2 separate regions of the Homo sapiens genome follow, and region 1 is linked to region 2. The links are chromatin loops, found by intact Hi-C in ENCODE. Cell type or tissue: sigmoid colon. All regions are shown on one strand. Each heading gives the region's core, and the rest is flanking DNA. Links, peaks and the distances in the headings are about the cores only.

Region 1 (8,327 bases), core at 1,506-6,505, 59 kb before region 2:
AACATGCACAGGCTTCTTTTTTCTTGTCATTATTCCCTAAACCATATAGTATAGCAACTATCTACAAAGCACTTACATTGTATGAGGTATCATAAGTAATCTAGAGATGATTTAAAGTATACAGAGCATGTGGACAGGTTGTGTGCAAATAGGACACCATTTTATCAGAGACGTGAGCATTTAAGGAATTTGGTACCTGCGGGGGTCCTGGAACCAGCCCCCATGGATACGGAGGGACAATTATACTTTTAATCTTATTTTGCGCACAATCTTTAAGGAGTTTTAGTTCTTGTTCTCCTCCTGCCCGTGATACTTGAGCCTCCCTTGCTGCTTGTCACACTGGACAGCCACCCCATCATCTAGCAGAACCATCCAGAAAAGGAAAACAGGACAGAAAATCAAGGTTCACAGAGACCTGCAAGTCCACCATGGCCATATCTTCTCTTGTCTCCGCCCTGTTCCTGCCCCTCCCTCCACCAAGGTAATTCCCTATTTGACTTCTCCTTAAATGGTCTCAAAGACAAGTGAAGCCCAACTTGTCCAATGGTGGACTTATGATTTCTTCCCAGCCCTCCCGGCCAGCTCCATGTGATTGATCCCTTCTGAGGTCCCAGTGGCATGCATGGCATCAACCTCCATTCTGGAAGTTGCCCAACAAGAAAACTGAAAATCATCCTTATCATTTCCTTTATTCTCATCACTCAAACCAATGCATCTCCAAGCACCAATCATTTTACCTCCTCAAGATCTCATAAGTCTACCCATAGTTCACTGCCTGGTCCACTGCCACCCCCTTAGTCCAGGCTGTGTTCATCTCTTGCTCTGAAAAGGGTGGAAGATTTCCCTTTGGATCTAGTCAGATTCTCTTCTAATCTAATCCCCATACTGCATCTATGATCATCTTTCCAAAATGCATATCTGGTCCTAGCACCTCTGTTTAAAGGCCCCCAGGGGCTCCCCATTGCTCTTTTAAAAACTCCAATTCCGTAAGAAGCCCATAAGGCCCTTATTCAAATGCCCCTGGTTCTCTGTGTTCAACCACACTGGCTCCTTTCAGTTCCTCCCACGCCCTGGCAGCCCTTGCACACAGGCCATCGCACAGGCTCTGTCTTCCATCTAGAATGATCAAATGCCACCACAACTCCCCTTCGTCTAGCCAGCCCCTGCTTTGCCTTGAGATCTCACTCAAACATCACTTAGTGAAAAACCATCTCTGACTGCTCAGTCTGGGCAGTTCCTTTAAGACAAACTCCCCTCTAACTTATTCTTTTCTTTCCTCAGAGCATGCATCCCTGTTTGCAATGACATATTATTAATGTGATTGCTTGACTCATTTCTGTGCTCATTGTTGAGCTCCAGTGCCTAACACAGTGTGTCCTTAACAAATCCTGACTGATGAATGAATGAATAAATGAGTGAGTTAAAATATTGGGTCCTTGATTCCTCTTCTGATATTCTAAGATTTATGGGATCCCAAAATTGGTCAAAGCCACACGTTCCAAATATCCACAGATATATGTTGTCGGAAGCACGGAGTATTTCAAAGCTACAGGTCACCAACAGGAAAGCCATCACGCAAATGTGTGACACTCAGTCATTCTCAGGCACTTGGAGGAGAGGTCACAGATTGGGAGAGGATTCGGGCCTGAAGGCTTTTTGAGCTAATCCAATTCAATTTGGATATCACACCTGTCATTTCAGCATGGCTCCCACATGGCTTTGAAAGAGTGGTAGGGGCATTTGGGGTTATCACAGGATCAGAAAGCGTCCTACTGTCATAGGATCAGAAAGGGTCCTACTGTATTCACTAGGAGGGCCAGGGAACCTAAAAGGGCTTCAGTGTTGGGGCAATCCCATGCAACAATCCCATGCTCTAATGCTAGTTGCACTTTGGTGAGAAATACCAAGAGGAGTTTGGGTGGGGAAGGAGTAACACAATTACTTGTCCCCCTAAGCAACACTCACGATTCTAAGGTATTGAGCATGCTACAGCATGAAATAAGGAAACAGCTGTTTATGAAGGTACAGGGAACAAGGCAGTGGTCCCACAGCTGCCCCATTCTGGGATTCCCAGTCTGGTGCCAAAGCAAAACCCACACAGTCTGGACTATGGCCAGCACACATGCATGCACACAGATAGACTGTGGTTGGCATGTGCACACACACTTGGATGGGCATGGCTGGCACACACACACAAGTGATGCCTGTGGCTGGCACCCATGCATACAGGCACACACACAGGTGGATGGGTGTGGCTGACAAAGGAGATGGTGTTAATGGAACCTCCTTGATGAGGACGACCTCTACCATCCTTGCCGTGGCTTCTTTCCGGATAGACCTGGGGGTGTAGGGCTGGGTCTCATGGAGCCTCCAACCAGGGTGGATGTAGATCACCAACTCCAGCTCCAAGGCCAGGTTCCTTTCTTCTTGTATGTTGTTGTTGTTTTTAAGCACAAGACCCATTCTAGGCAACAGAGGCCCAGTTAGGATTTGCTTCACCACTTTATCTTGCATGGATAGAGATTTAATTAATCCTACCAGGATTCAGAGCTATTTTATGGGATATCCAAGTCTACTATTTCTCTCCAATTTATGATGAACTCTAAACCAAAACATATCCAGTACACTTCTTACATCTTCTTTCCAAGATGTGATCATCATAAATGATGCTCTTTAGAAAATTCCCTGGGCTCAGCTGACCCTGGTTTTCCTTCGCTGTATTTCCCCAAGATCATCTGATCATAAATAGAACTGCTAAGAAGTTCCCCTCCCATCCCCTTGTGACTGCAGAACCTTACAGCATGATATAATATAATATAATATGATATAATAGTCCAATATCCTGTATAAATTCTTCTAGTCTTTATAAGAATTCTGCTAACTTCCCTGGCTGAGGTTCTTCAACAATCCCATTGTTTCTTTCTCTCTGATAACAAACATAATGTATGTTTATGGTAGAATATTAGGAAAAGCACAGAGGAGAAAAATTAAAGATCAGGCCCTCTCTGAACATGCAGAGATAGTCACTGTAAATATTTTGGTGATTCTTTTCCTCCAAGCATACACAGTGTATCCTTCTCTTGTAAAATTGAGATCACATGATACAATGTTTTTTAAGTGACTTTTTGCATTAAGCAATGGATCCAAAACACATTCCACAACATGATTTGTGGGACTGTGTATTGTCACATTTCATGGATGTCTCAATACTTACTTAACCAGTCCCCTTATGCTGGACATGTGTTTTCTGTACAAATTTTGACAGTGCAAGTGGTGCTGTACTCAGCAACTCTCCACTAACTTTTTTCCTTAAAACAAATCCTAGAAGGAGGCTGGGCGCGGTGGCTCACACCTGTAATCCCAGCACTTTGGGAGGCCGAGGCGGGCAGATCACGAGGTCAGGAGATAGAGACCATCCTGGTAACACGGTGAAACCCCATCTCTACTAAAAATACAAAAAATTAGCCGGGAGTGGTGGCAGGCGCCTGTAGTTCCAGCTACTTGGGAGGCTGAGGCAGGAGAATGGCGTGAACCCGGGAGGCGGAGCTTGCAGTGAGCCGAGATCGCACCACTGCCCTCCAGCCTGGGAGACAGAACGAGATTCCATCTCAAAACAACAACAACAACAACAACAACAAAAAAAAAAAAAAAAAAAAAAAAAAACAGAAAAAAACAGAATAAATCCTAGAAGGGAAATGGCTGAGTCAAAGGAGATAGGATTTTTTGTTTGTTTTTTAGAAACAGGTCTCACTCTGTCGCCCAGGCTAGAGTGCAGTGGTACGATCCTAGCTCACTGCAGCCTCGTACTCCTGGGCTCAAGGGATCCTCCCGCCTCAGTCTCCTGAGTAGCTGGAACTACAGGTACACACCATGACATCTAGCTTTTTTTTTTTTTTTTTTTTTTTGAGACGGAGTCTACCTCTGTCGCCAGGCTGGAGTGCAGTGGCGCAATCTCCGCTCACTGTAATCTCTGCCTCATGGGTTCAAGCGATTCTCATGCCTCAGCCTCCCGAGTAGCTAAGATTACAGGCATGTGCCACCACTCCCAGCTAATTTTTGTATTTTTTTAGTGGAGACGGGGTTTTGTCGCCATGTTGCCCAGGATGTTATCCATCTCCTGACCTTGTGATCTGTCCGCCTTGGCCTCCCAGAGTACTGGGATTACAGGTGTGAACCACCACGCCCGGCAGCAAGATGGATTATTAACTCAATCTCCAGCTCCTCAGCTCTCCCCAGAGCTTGGAGGGCGAGGCTGAAAGTTCCAGGTTTCTAAACAACGTTTGGTCTTTCTGTGACTAGCCCCCATCCTGAAACCATCTGATCTGCCCGCCTCAGCCTCCCAAAGTGCTGGGATTACAGGCATGAGCCACTGCGCCTGGGCAACATCTAGCTAAATTTTTAAACTTTTTGTAGAGACAGTGTCTCACTATGTTGCCCAGGCTGGTCTCAAACTCCTGCCTCAGCATCCCAAAGTGCTAGGATTACATGAGCGCCCACAACACAGGTTTTGATACTTACTGCCAAATTGTTTTTCCCATGTCTCATAACAGAATGTACTTTTACAAGCAGCCTGTACAAGTGTCCATTTCACCAGACACTTGTCATCAGTGAGTGGTGGTTTCTTTTCTCTTGTCTCTAATTTTAAATGCAATAGTACACGTTCAATATAGTGAAATCCATCTTCAGACTGCATCGCCGTCCTGAGCAGCCCACAGATGCACAAAAGACAGCACTTCTGAATAACCACAGAAATAAATAGACGTATTTCAAGGCAAATGGAGTGCTGAAATAGGTTTTGTCAACCAAATGACAGAGCAAAACTATTTTTTTCTTTTGAGACAGGGTCTAACTCTGTCACCCAAGCTGCAGTGCAGTGGCATGATCTCTGCTCACTGCAGCCTCACTTCCCAGGAGCAAGTGATCTTCCTGCCTCAGCCCTACAAGTAGCTGGAGCTACAGTCATGTGCCACCACGCTCAGTTCATTTTTGTATTTTTTTGTAGAGACGGGGTTTTGCTATGTTACCCAGGCGGGTCGTGAACTACTGTGCTCAAGTGATCCACCCACCTTGACCTCCAAAAGTGCTGGGATTACAAGCGTGAGCCACTGCATCCGGCTAGAACAAAACTTTTTTTTTTTTTCCAGACGGAGTTTCGCTCTTGTTGCCGAGGCTGGAGTGCAATGGCGCAGTCTCGGCTCACTTCAATCTCTGCCTCCTGGGTTCAAGCAATTCTCCTGCCTCAGCCTCCCAAGTAGCTGGGATTACAGGCATGCGGCACCACTCCCAGCAAGTTTTTTGTATTTTCAGTGGAGACGGGGTTTCACCATGTTGGCCAGGCTGGTCTCAAACTCCTGACCTCAGGTGATCCACCCACTTCGGTCTCCCAAAGTGCTGGGATTACAGGCGTGAGCCACTGCGCCCGGCCACAAAACTATTTTTGTTCACACATTACAGATGACAGTGCGAAGCGTGGTCCTACCCCTATGTTTAAAATAACCTATTAGTGAGCAACAATGTCCCCAGCACTTATCACTCTTTCCACTCTGTTTCTGGTGGCATAGGCTTCACACTGCACAGGGTCACATTTTCAAATCTTATTCCAAGGTTTGTTCTCCCACCGTCTTATATCTCCTAGTTCTCACTTAAGGTCCTGCCAACTTATAGCTTTCTATGTCTTCCCTAAGCTGGGGAAAAAGGCAGGGTGGTAATGAAAGTTCTTGGCTGGGCGCAGTGGCTCATGCCTATAATCTCAGCACTTTGGGAGGCCAAGGCAGGCGGATCACTTGAGCCCCAGGAGTTTGAGACCAGCCTGGGCAATATGGCAAAACTCTGTCTCTACTAAAAATACACACAAACACACACACACACACTTAGCCTGGCATGGTGGTGCACGCCTATAGTCCCACCTACTTGGGAGGCTGAGATGGGAGGATGGCTTAAGCCCAGAAGTTTGAGGCTGCAGTGAGCCGTGACTGGACCACTGCACACCAGCCTGGGTGACAGGGCGAGACCCTGTCTCAAAAAAAAAAAAAAAAAAAAAAGACCTGGCAGGAGAGCAGTGTGGACACTGTCCTCCATCAGAGCGAAGGGTGCGTCTGCTGTGTGTCTGCTGCCTCCCTAACACTGACTCAGGGGTTGGGGACCAGACACGGCATTTGGATGCAGGAAAATGCCGGTGACTCATCCTCCTCTCGAAGGCTGGGCCAGATCACAGCACACTCTTGAGGTGAAGGTACCTCATTTGAAATTCACCAAAAACTCCCAGCGTCTCAAACAGTTCCTTCCGTCTGAAAAGTTGTATAAGATTTGTCACAGTTGGCCATCGCAAGTTCCAGCTCTAGAATTTAATCATCATATTGAACAACTAATTTCTAAATTGGTCTGTGATCAAGACCGCTTTGTAGGACTATTAATTGCTTGAAGTTTGCAGCCAGAAAATATGCGACAGCCTAGATTTTATGGCTCGTTCTAGATAATAGTGACATATGACTGAGAAATGCATCTGCTTCCCAACTCCATAAATTGGATGTTGTTTATAATAATGTAGCTAGAGCAGTAACACTTTATCTTAAGAGCTGCTGTCCCCACGGAAAGTCATTATTCAGTGTACACTTGATAAATTGGTCATCATTCACAGGCAGAAGAGAAATTGATGTGTCCTGTTTTATTTACAGAGGAACAGGCAATATGTTATCTGCTTATTGGACTGATGTTTTTCCTACCAGAAGGATTATGTTGCCTCCTGCGTGTCACTCAGAGAATTTTGTCAATGTCATCAGTCTTAAAAGCTTTATTGCCCGGAGCATAGGAAAAACCCTTTCTAGTCCCAGAATGATTTTCAGAGGAAGACCTTGGAAGGAGATTCTCTTTAGATACAATTTAATTTCTTACTTCCCAAATGGAAAAACAAAGAGGAAATGATAAATGACCAAGATAAGCTTTGTTCCCAACACTGGCCATGTCATGACAGGCAAGGCCTGATTTCACTCCCCACCCCCTTCAATACAGAAAGACAACAGTTAACCGTGGTTCAGTAGATGCTGTGCTGCTGATCGAGGCTGGGCCTTCCAGCCCCATGGACAAGCATCCTGACAGTGAACTTAGCAAGCTCTCCCTGGAAATTAAAATCTAGCTGAAAGGAGAGCATGACATCACTGCAGGAGACAGAGCCGTGTCATGAATCTCCCACTCTGGAGGCTCTGGGCCCACCCCTGGGGTATAAGCACTGTGGCCTGTGTACTCTGCTGCAGCTGGAACCAGAAGGAAAGCATCCCGGGACCCTGGTTTCACTGATTCTCTTCAACAGCTACATGAACTTGTGCACAGTGTGCTGGCAAAGTGCACAGGAGCTAAGCATCCTTTGAGAATGGCAGTCAGGCAGGACCTAGGCTCTAAGTCACCCTTCTCACAAGGTCTCAGGCTCCTCTGAGGCTATGGAGACTTATCCTAACATCTAGTACTTTCCAAGCACTAGATTCTCATGATGTGGCTCTCAGGTCACACAGCAGCCTCACAGTTTTCAGCCTCTCTTAACTCAATATAGTAATTCCCTACTCCCACCCTCCCCTGTGCCTTTTAAAAGACAGGGTCTCACTCTTTTGCCCAGGCTAGAATGAAATGTTGCGATTACAGCTCACTGCAACCTCGAACTCTTGGACTCAAGTGATCCTCCCATCTCAGCCTCCCAAGTAGCTAGGACTATAGGTGCTCACCATGCCCATCTAATTTTTAAAATTATTTGTAGAGATGACATCTTGCTTTGTTGCCCAGGCTGTTCTTGAACTCCAGGCCTCAAGTGATCCATCCACCTCTGCCTCCCAAAGTGCTGGGATTACAGACATGAGCCACCGTGCCTGGCTGTAATTCACATTTAATTAATCTCCAGGCATTCGCTGAATCTCCAAGGCACGTATGACATCATGCTATCAGGACGGGGTCACAGATGTGCAACTGCAACCACACGTGTACAGCATTCCAACGTTTTCCAATGCTTTTCCATGCACTGTCTTGAGATGATGCAACCATTGATCACAGTGGGAACTAAGAAACTCCTGCTCCACCACTGCCTGAGTGTGTGCCCTTGAGCTGCCTCTGTGTGGCTTGACGCCCGTCTTCTCTGTAGAAAAGCAGGGCCTATGCTGGTGCCAATGCAGTTGGGCTTCTCTGAGGATCAAATGAGATCACCCACAATGAGCCTTCATTCGGTGTTCCGGCCATCATCCCACTAACCCTACTCCACAAATGAAGAAATACTGTTACAGGGGTGTCAAGAGCAAGAAGTCTAATATAAATAGCTTCAGTGGATATAGCATTTTCAGTGTTTTCAG
Region 2 (8,327 bases), core at 1,538-6,537:
GAGGACCACATTTGGTTGATGGATAAAAAATCAAGCCTCAATGGGAGACAGTGTTTCTGATGTTCACAGCAGCGTGATTCAGAGGAGCCCCAAAGTGGAAACAACCCAAATGTCCATCAACTGATGGATAAGCAAAATGCGGCATATCCATGCAATGCAATAAACAGCCATAGACAGAAGCGAAGCGCTGATCCATGCTACAGTGTGGAGAAATCTTGAAAACACTAGGGAAGTGAAAGAAACCAGAAACAAAAGACCACCGGTTGTGTGATTCCATTTAGAGGAAATGTCCAGAATAGGTGAATCCATAGAGATGGAAAGAGGAGTGGTGTCACCTAGGACTGGAGGAGATGGGGGGCTGGGGAGGGGTGATGGCTACTGCTTGCAAGATTTCTTTTGTGGGGAACAAAAGTGTTCTAAAATTGATTGAAGTGGTGATGGTCTCATGACTCTGTGAATATACGAAAAGCCATTGAATTGTGTACTTTAACCAGGCACATTGTATGGAGTGTGGTTTATATTGCAATAAAACTTTTTTTTTTTTTTTGGGGGGGACAGTCTCCCTCTATCGCCCAGGCTGGAGTGCAGTGGCATGATCTCGCCTCCCTGCAACCTCTGCCTCCCGGGTTCAAGCCATTCTCCTGCTTCAGCCTCGCCTCTTAATGGCAAGAGTTGTTCCTTTACATTCTTTGGATATTTGCTGGGTGTTACATGCACAAGTCATAGAACTCAGTATTGTGGGAGAGACACATTTGAGAAGGCATGGGCCCTTTAAGAAGTTCGAAGTTCATATTTTCAACATGTATGCTAGAAAGAGATTTAATATCCTAACTATATACAACAAGAGTTCTTAAAAATCAATAAGAAAAGAGAAAATATCCTTATAAAAAACAAAAGCAATTTCAGATGTCACTGGTATGAGTATTCATTTTCCCCACTTTCTTGGAGGGCAGTTTGATAAAACATATGAAACTATGTAAACTTTGGTTCAATAATTCCACCCTAAAGAGCTTCACCTCAGTAAGCAATTAGAGATGTGCAGAAAGCTTGAGTACAGTAATGTTAGCAACAGCTTGATTTGCAATACTAAAAATATGGAAATGGTTCATCCAGAGAATAGAATATTTTGCAAAAATATAAATCATGTTTTTGAAAAGTACTTAATGTCTACAAAAATATTTAGGAGAGAATACAGAAAAAGCAGAATATATATTACAATGCTTTGATACCAAATGTATCAGTAAAGTGTTATTGTAGTTTTTTGTTTGTTTGCTTGTTTGTTTTTTGAGACAGGGTCTGGCTCTGTTTCCCAGGCTGGAGTGCAGTAGCGCCATCTCGGATCACTGCAGTCTCCATCTCCCAGGTTCAGGTGATTCTCCTGCCTCAGCTTCCCAAGTAGCTGGGACTACAGGTGCCCATTACCACGCCCGGCTAATTTTTGTGTTTTTAGTAGAGATGGGGTTTTACCATGTTGCCCAGGTTGGTCTCCAACTCCTGGGCTCAAGCCATGTACCCACCTCGGCCTCCCTAAGTGCTGGATTACAGGTGTCAGCCACTGTGCCCAGCCTAGATTTTTATTTTATTCCTTAAAACCTTACATAATAATTCCATATTTATTTTAAAATCAGAAAAAACTAATTTTTGGAGGAAGAATATGAAGTCTAAAAGGAGAGCTAAGGCAAATACAAAAGTGAGCAGGACTGGGATTCAGCCAGTACACACCAGGAGACTCCATCATGTCTCAGGGTGGCCAAAATGACCCGTGGCCATTTGATTAGCTGGACCCTTGACAGATCATTAAATATATTTAATATCACTCATGCAAATAACTACGGTCAAAGGCAGGAAATGATAAATTTCTTAAAGCCTGGATAAAGTGTTTTTAAAAGTGACATTCCATGAAAAGAATTGTTTGGAGACCACTGACAGTGAAAATGAAATAGACCATCAGGCCAGGCGCGGTGGCTCACGCCTGTAATCCCAGCACTTTGGGAGGCCAAGGTGGGCGGATCACGAGGTCAGGAGATCGAGACCGTCCCGGCTAACACGGTGAAACCCCGTCTCTACTAAAAATACAAAAAATTAGCTGGGCGTGGTGGCGGGCACCTGTAGTCCCAGCTATTTGGGAGGCCAAGGCAGGAGAATGGCGTGAACCTGGGAGGCGGAGCTTGCAGTGAGCCGAGATCGTGCCACTGCACTCCGGCCTGGGCAACAGAGCGAGACTCTGTCTCAAAAAAAAAAAAATAGACCATCATACTCTAAAGACTTTAAAAGTGACTGTGCTTAAGAACTAGAAAAGAATCTTAAAGATCAAAAATGTCACAGGTGGAGAAAAGAAATATTCACCCACTCGTCCAAGGTCTCAGAGATAAGGTGGTGTTAAGTAATTGCATCCCCCAAGTTCATGTGTTGAAGTCCTAACCTCCAGTGCTTCAGAACATGACCTTATTTGGAAATAGGGTCACTGTTGGATGTAATTAATTAAGGTGAGGTCATTAGGACAGGCCCGAATCCAACTGACTGGCTGAATATGACTGGTATTCTTACAAGAAGGGAGAGTTTGGACACAGACACAGACATGCTTGCAGGGGGAACATGTGATCACGAAGCCAGAGGTTGGGTTGATGCTTCTACAAGCCAAGGAATACCAAAGATTGCCAGCAAAGTACCAGAATCTAGGACAGTGGCATGAAACAGATTGTCCCTCATGGCTCTCAGGAGGAACCCACCATGCAACACCTTGATCTTGGACTTCTGGACTCCAGAATGCTGAGACGATCAATTTCTGTTGGTTAACATCCTGGTCTCTGGTGCTTTGTCATGACAGCCCTAGCAAATGAATACAGGTGGGAAGCAGAACTGGACTCAGGTGAGCTGACTCTCAGCCCAGCATGGAGGTCTTTTAACATACTCCAACGTCTAGTAGACATTTCCTGAGTAAATAAATTCTTGAACCCTCTCCGGATGGAGATTTTTGTGGTTTTCATGTTCAGGACAGAACTTACTCTGAACTCCAAGCCAAGCTGAGATCGGAACTTGGACTGGAATTGAAGGGTCCCGCGGGGCTTAGATCGCCAGGTTAACCCATGAGGGTGGAAATGGGTGCTGAAGGTCCTCTCACCTGAGTTAGAGGCAGCAGGAGGGCAGCCCCTGAGGCTGTGGGATGTGGCCTTTGAAGCCTGCAGGTTGCCCTCCAGTGTAGGGTTTTCTAATGAAGACAGAAACAGCAAGTGTTGACCACACTCTTCTCCCAGGCACTTGGCAGCTGTGCTTGCATTCCTCCTCCAGGCCCAGATGTCTCAGGCAGGAACGCTGGGTCCTGGACTTTTAATTCAATCCAGATTGTGTATTGAGTCCTCTTACCATTTGGGCATGAAAAGGAGATGGAAGGGACAGTGTCTGGCTTGGGAAAGCTGACCTTCTGCCTGTGAAGCAAGACCCATCGCCCAGCCTGATATGCAACAGCAATACATCACATATGGGAATCTCACCTCCCACAGAACAGGAAGAGGACGGGACGTGCAGAGGCATGATGTGTTGGCATCATCAACAGGAAACTGACACTCCTGCCCTTGTGGCCTCCCGATACTGTCCTCCATGCTCCAAACTCCCTTCGAAGCAACTGGAGACCCAGAAGGTCAGAATCATTTACGAAATTCATGTCTAAAGGCCACACTGGAAGGTTCACGTTTTAGGATGAAACAAAACAAAACAAAACCCTAGGACCCAAATTTCTTTAACTTGAAGCCAGGGAAGGAGATGCACCCAGCACATATGAGGTGCTGGAGCTCCATGATTGGCAGCCTCTGGGCCACCCCCGGCAGGGCCCTGTCTCCAGCAGGCAGCCTCCTGTCTGTGGTGAGGACTCCTCCACAAAGGACATGTGCTCTCCAGTCCTCAACCCACGCCTGCGTCACCCAGGGTACCCAGCCAGGACTCAGACCAACCGTTTTATGACCCACAGAAACGTTGAAAACAGTGTTTCTCCAGAGCAGCTTTAAATGCAAACAAAAGACTCTTCTAGAAACCATTGCCTCAAGCTGTATGAGGCAAGAGGAAAAAAAAAAAAAAAGAACAGCTCTCAAATTAAAATCCATGATACATTTTGTACATAGATTGTGGTTTTATAGTCACTTTAATCTTCCTCCCCACTAAACTCCTCCAAAGATTTGAACATCAGCCGAGCCAACACACAGTTGCACTTCTAAGCAACACACTTGTAAAACCAGACCCTGGATGGTGTCCATAACAGCTTTGTAACATCTCCAAAGCAAAGGGTGACATGATACATTGAAACAGATCCAAGTAGCCATTACTATGTTTTGTGTCAAAGAGCTGCGTTATTAAAGTCTTGGAACTATAAATCAGAACAGTTGCATGTTGGGGCTTCCTGCTCATCTCCATGTCCCACGTCGGCACAAGTCATTCCAGGGGTCCTGAAGGCTGCCCTGGGTCCACCCGGTATCTGCTGGACAGCTGAGCCCATGGCCTGCATTGTCACTGCTGGGGTGGTTGGCATGGAGCAGAGTGTGGCCCTAGTGGATCAAGGTGAGCTTTCTACAGGGCCCCGGCGCTTGGTGCAGACTTCACAACACCAACATTTTCCAGATTCATCCAGTCCCCCATACCAAGCCCTCAGCGTGCGACTGACCTAAGACTGACAGGAAAAGGCATTTTTGAGCCAGGCACGGTAGCTTGCGTCTGTGATCCCAGCACTCTGGGAGGCTGAGGTAGGAGGATTGCTTAAGGCCATGAGTTGGAGACCAGCCTGGGCAACAAAACAAGACTTCATCTCTATAAAAACTAAAAATAAAAAAAAATTAGACAGGTGTGGTGGTGTGTACCTGTAGTCCTAGCTACTCAGGAGGCTAAGGCAGGAGGATGGCTTGAGCCCAGGAGTTCAAGGTTGCAGTGAGCTATGATCACAGCACTGCACTCCAGCCTGGGAGACAGAGCAACACTCCATCTCCAGAAAAAAAAGGCAGGGGGGCATTATTATTTATTTTCAAAGTCTCAAGTTCAATCAAAAAGAACTGTGATTCTTGGCCTCGCCTTTGCTCCTTCTCTTTTCTGAGGCAAGCCTGGGACCCATGGGCCAGATCAGCTTAGCAAAGCACCTGTTGGACAAGGAAAAATGGAGTTCATCTCCATTTTTGGCATCATAATCTAAGGGAATCGTGTTAGCATTTCACTAAGAGCTAAAATATGACCTGCAGGTGGAGTGAGTTTGTGTGCCCCTCAGTAAGAGAGCAGGGGCTTGGGAATCCAATGCTGGGGTGGAGGCCTGACTCTGTCAATTTGGCGAGTCACCTCCTCATTCTCTCAACAAGCCCCTGGGAGGCACACACCCCTCAGTAGCGAGGAGGGGTGGTCACTGTAAAGGGCTGTGGAAACACTTGTCTGAGGTCCTACCATCACCCCAGAGCTGACCTTTGTTTCATTTCTGTGCATCTCCCACTCTGAAAGGCCCAGGACGTGGATTCTAGATTTCCCACCAATTTAAGCACGACACAACGAGGTCTCACCTAGGAGTGGGCCTAAGTGAAGTAGGGACATCACATTTGTTGTCCCTGATGGAGCATGAAACCACCTGGGACACTGAAAACATTTGCTTGCAAAGGGGCCTCCTCACCCCAGGAAGTGCTCAGGGGCAGGCAGCAGCCCAGCCTTGCAGGGCCTCTGTGGGGTAGGAGGGGAGGCACTGGGAATTCGAGGACAGAGGTCCCCTATGCTCAGCCAGCTAGAGACATGGAGGGCAGAGGAGGTGCTGCCTCAAGAGTGTGACAGGTCACAGAGGGACAGGCTGACCTGTCCCCTGACCACCCACTCCCACCGGGCAAGTAGAAAGCCTCACCTTGGAGTTCTTGAGCTGTTTCCAGAACACTCCTGGTTAAAAAAACACATTAGGGCAGTGGGAGGTGTGGATGCTAAGACTCATGACAACAGAACCTTAGAGCTGGTGTGTTTGACTGAAGAGAATTCCCCACCGTGGGGAGGGAGCAGGAGAGGGGACAGCAACTTTGTCTGTTCAGATACAACCTCTATGGGGCCTTGGGCCCTGCCAGGAGGGTGCAGGCTCAGCTGCACCCTGAGAGGGTAGAGGATCACTCGGGGAGCACGTCCTCATGGTGAACAGGCATCTCCTATACCCTGGCCAACCATTGCATCCAACACAGGGAAGCAAGTGGCCAGGACAGCAAGGACTGGGATGCTGGGGAAACCAGTATCCCCAGCATTAGGAGTAGAAAGTGGGCCTCCAGGGACCCAAGATTCCAGATGAGACACAGCTCCCTCATCGGTTCTCTTCCAGTCCCCCTGGTGACATCAGAGAAAAGCCTCTGTCTCACACTAGTGTGTCCCTGGCCAACCTTCCTCATCACTGGCAGGAGCAGATCCTGGGCCTCCAGGCTCCAGCCGGCAACAGCTGCATTTGAATGACATTGTTTTGTCTTCATTGCATTTTTAAAAAAGCTTGACTGAGGTGTAACTGACATATGAAAGAACTGCACTTATTTAATATGTGCAATTTGGTGAGTCTGGACATACACAAACACCCGCAAGATCATCACACTCGAGGTCATAAACATCCATCACCTCCAAAAGGTTCCTCGTTTTGGGGGGCTGTGTCTTGTTCTGTTTGTGCAGTAAGAACATTTAACGAGAGTACTCTCTTAACAATTTTTTGTGGTTTTTTTTTTGACCAAGTCTCACTCTGTCACCCAGGTTGGAGTGCAGTGGCATGATCTCGGTTAACTGCAACCACTGCCTCCCAGGTTCAAGTGATTCTTCTGCCTCAGCTTCCTGAGTAGCTGGGACTATAGGCACCTGCCACCGTGCCCAACTAATTTTGTATTTTTTAGTAGAGATGGGGTTTCATCATGTTGGCCAGGCTGGTCTTGAACTCCTGACCTCAAGTGATCTGCTGTCTCGGCCTCCCAATGTTCTTGGATTACAGCATGAGCCACCATGCCCAGCCTACTCTCTTAACAATTTTTGTAGGGGCACAATGCATATATTAATTCTAGGCACTATGTTGAACAGCAGATCTCTAGAATTTATGTTGTATTTTTAATGGTCTGACAAATGACATTACTTTTCACATTTAGCGTATCATAGGAAACTTTTAAGTAAACCGATTTAAGTAAAATGTCAGTCAATTTTTTTTAAAGGTTGAATAAACAACAGACTATAGGTGGTAGTGGCCATGGCGAAAATCATTAAAACTGTATGTGGTAGAATGAGGACACAGCACAAATAATGACCCTGAACGAGTGAAGTTTGGCAAAGCTCTGGTGGAGGAAGGTTCTGGAACTGGAGCCAAAAGGCCTGGTGCAGCTCTTTTCTGCAAAGCCCCCACGGAAGGCCTGATTTCTCTGGGCCTGGAAGTTCGCTGTAAGAATGAAACAGGAACATGGCCTTTGTGTTCTCCTGGCATAATGACCAGCCTGCATCAGGAACCTAATCTATGTCATTTAATTGGAATTTATATCAGTTATTGGGGTCGTGGTAGCTGCTGATTGATAATAGGATGATATTGACAATATGAAGTGAAGTAATACAAACACCAATGTTGAAGCCAATTGTCCTGGTCCCTGGTCCCCAGGGTGGCTGTCAGGCTGACCACCTTCTAGCTGGAAATTTCAGCCCCAGGGCCACACATGGACACCGTGGGTTGGCAAATTATCTCCCAAGGCACAAGCTGCAACAACAGTCGAGAAATACAATTAATTGTTATATCAGGTATACAAGCGCAGAAACCCGAGCCATGTCCCTCCCTCAAGTAAAGAAGCTGAGAGAGAGGAGATAATGATTTAGTCAAAGAAAACCAGCCGACAGCCGCACTGTGCAGAAGGAAGCAGGATGGGGAGAGGTCTGTCTGCTTTTTTCTTTTTGGACTCCATAAAGAAAATAAAACACACGTGGGAAGTCTAAGCTGGACTACCAAGTAGCCTGAGTTCCAATTAAGGATGTAAATCTAATGCTTTTTGGGTCTGGTATTGAAGAATTTATGATGTTCTGAAGACAAGATGTTGATCATTCCTGTTAATCCCTATTTCCCCCAGGAGAATCCAATGGTCGGTTACTGCTCAATGTTCCCTGTTCCAAAGGGTCCTAGTGACTCCACCAAAGGAAAAAAAAATGGTTAAAACAACAGGTGGCCTATGGGATTTGCCTTTAATTAAATACTCCAGAAGGCAGGAATTAACTTACAATTTGACCAAAATGAAAGAAGCTCTAGTTTAATTGGATCCACATGATGTGTGCCTTTCTTCTTTTTATATGAGCCTTCTCTTGGTTTCTGCTTTCTTTGCTTCCTTTGCTTCCTT

Evidence for each region. Peaks named below come from ENCODE experiments on the same cell type or tissue, not always from the same donor. Only the 100,000 strongest peaks of a DNase experiment are listed, where the experiment ranks them.
Region 1: a loop joins it to region 2, with 4 times the contacts of the local background. A loop is called at or near these places in 1 of 110 quality-filtered maps.

The regions. Positions count from the first base shown.
Region 1 is chr10:30,741,603-30,749,929 of GRCh38, forward strand. No RefSeq gene overlaps it. Among named protein-coding and RNA genes, the nearest start is that of LINC02644, 23 kb to the left of the region's middle. In sigmoid colon, for the core only: no CTCF peak of the experiment used is centred there; a DNase peak (open chromatin) is centred at 6,159.
Region 2 is chr10:30,800,708-30,809,034 of GRCh38, forward strand. No RefSeq gene overlaps it. Among named protein-coding and RNA genes, the nearest start is that of LINC02644, 82 kb to the left of the region's middle. In sigmoid colon, for the core only: no CTCF peak of the experiment used is centred there; DNase peaks (open chromatin) are centred at 3,364, 3,894 and 4,204; H3K27ac peaks cover 929 bases.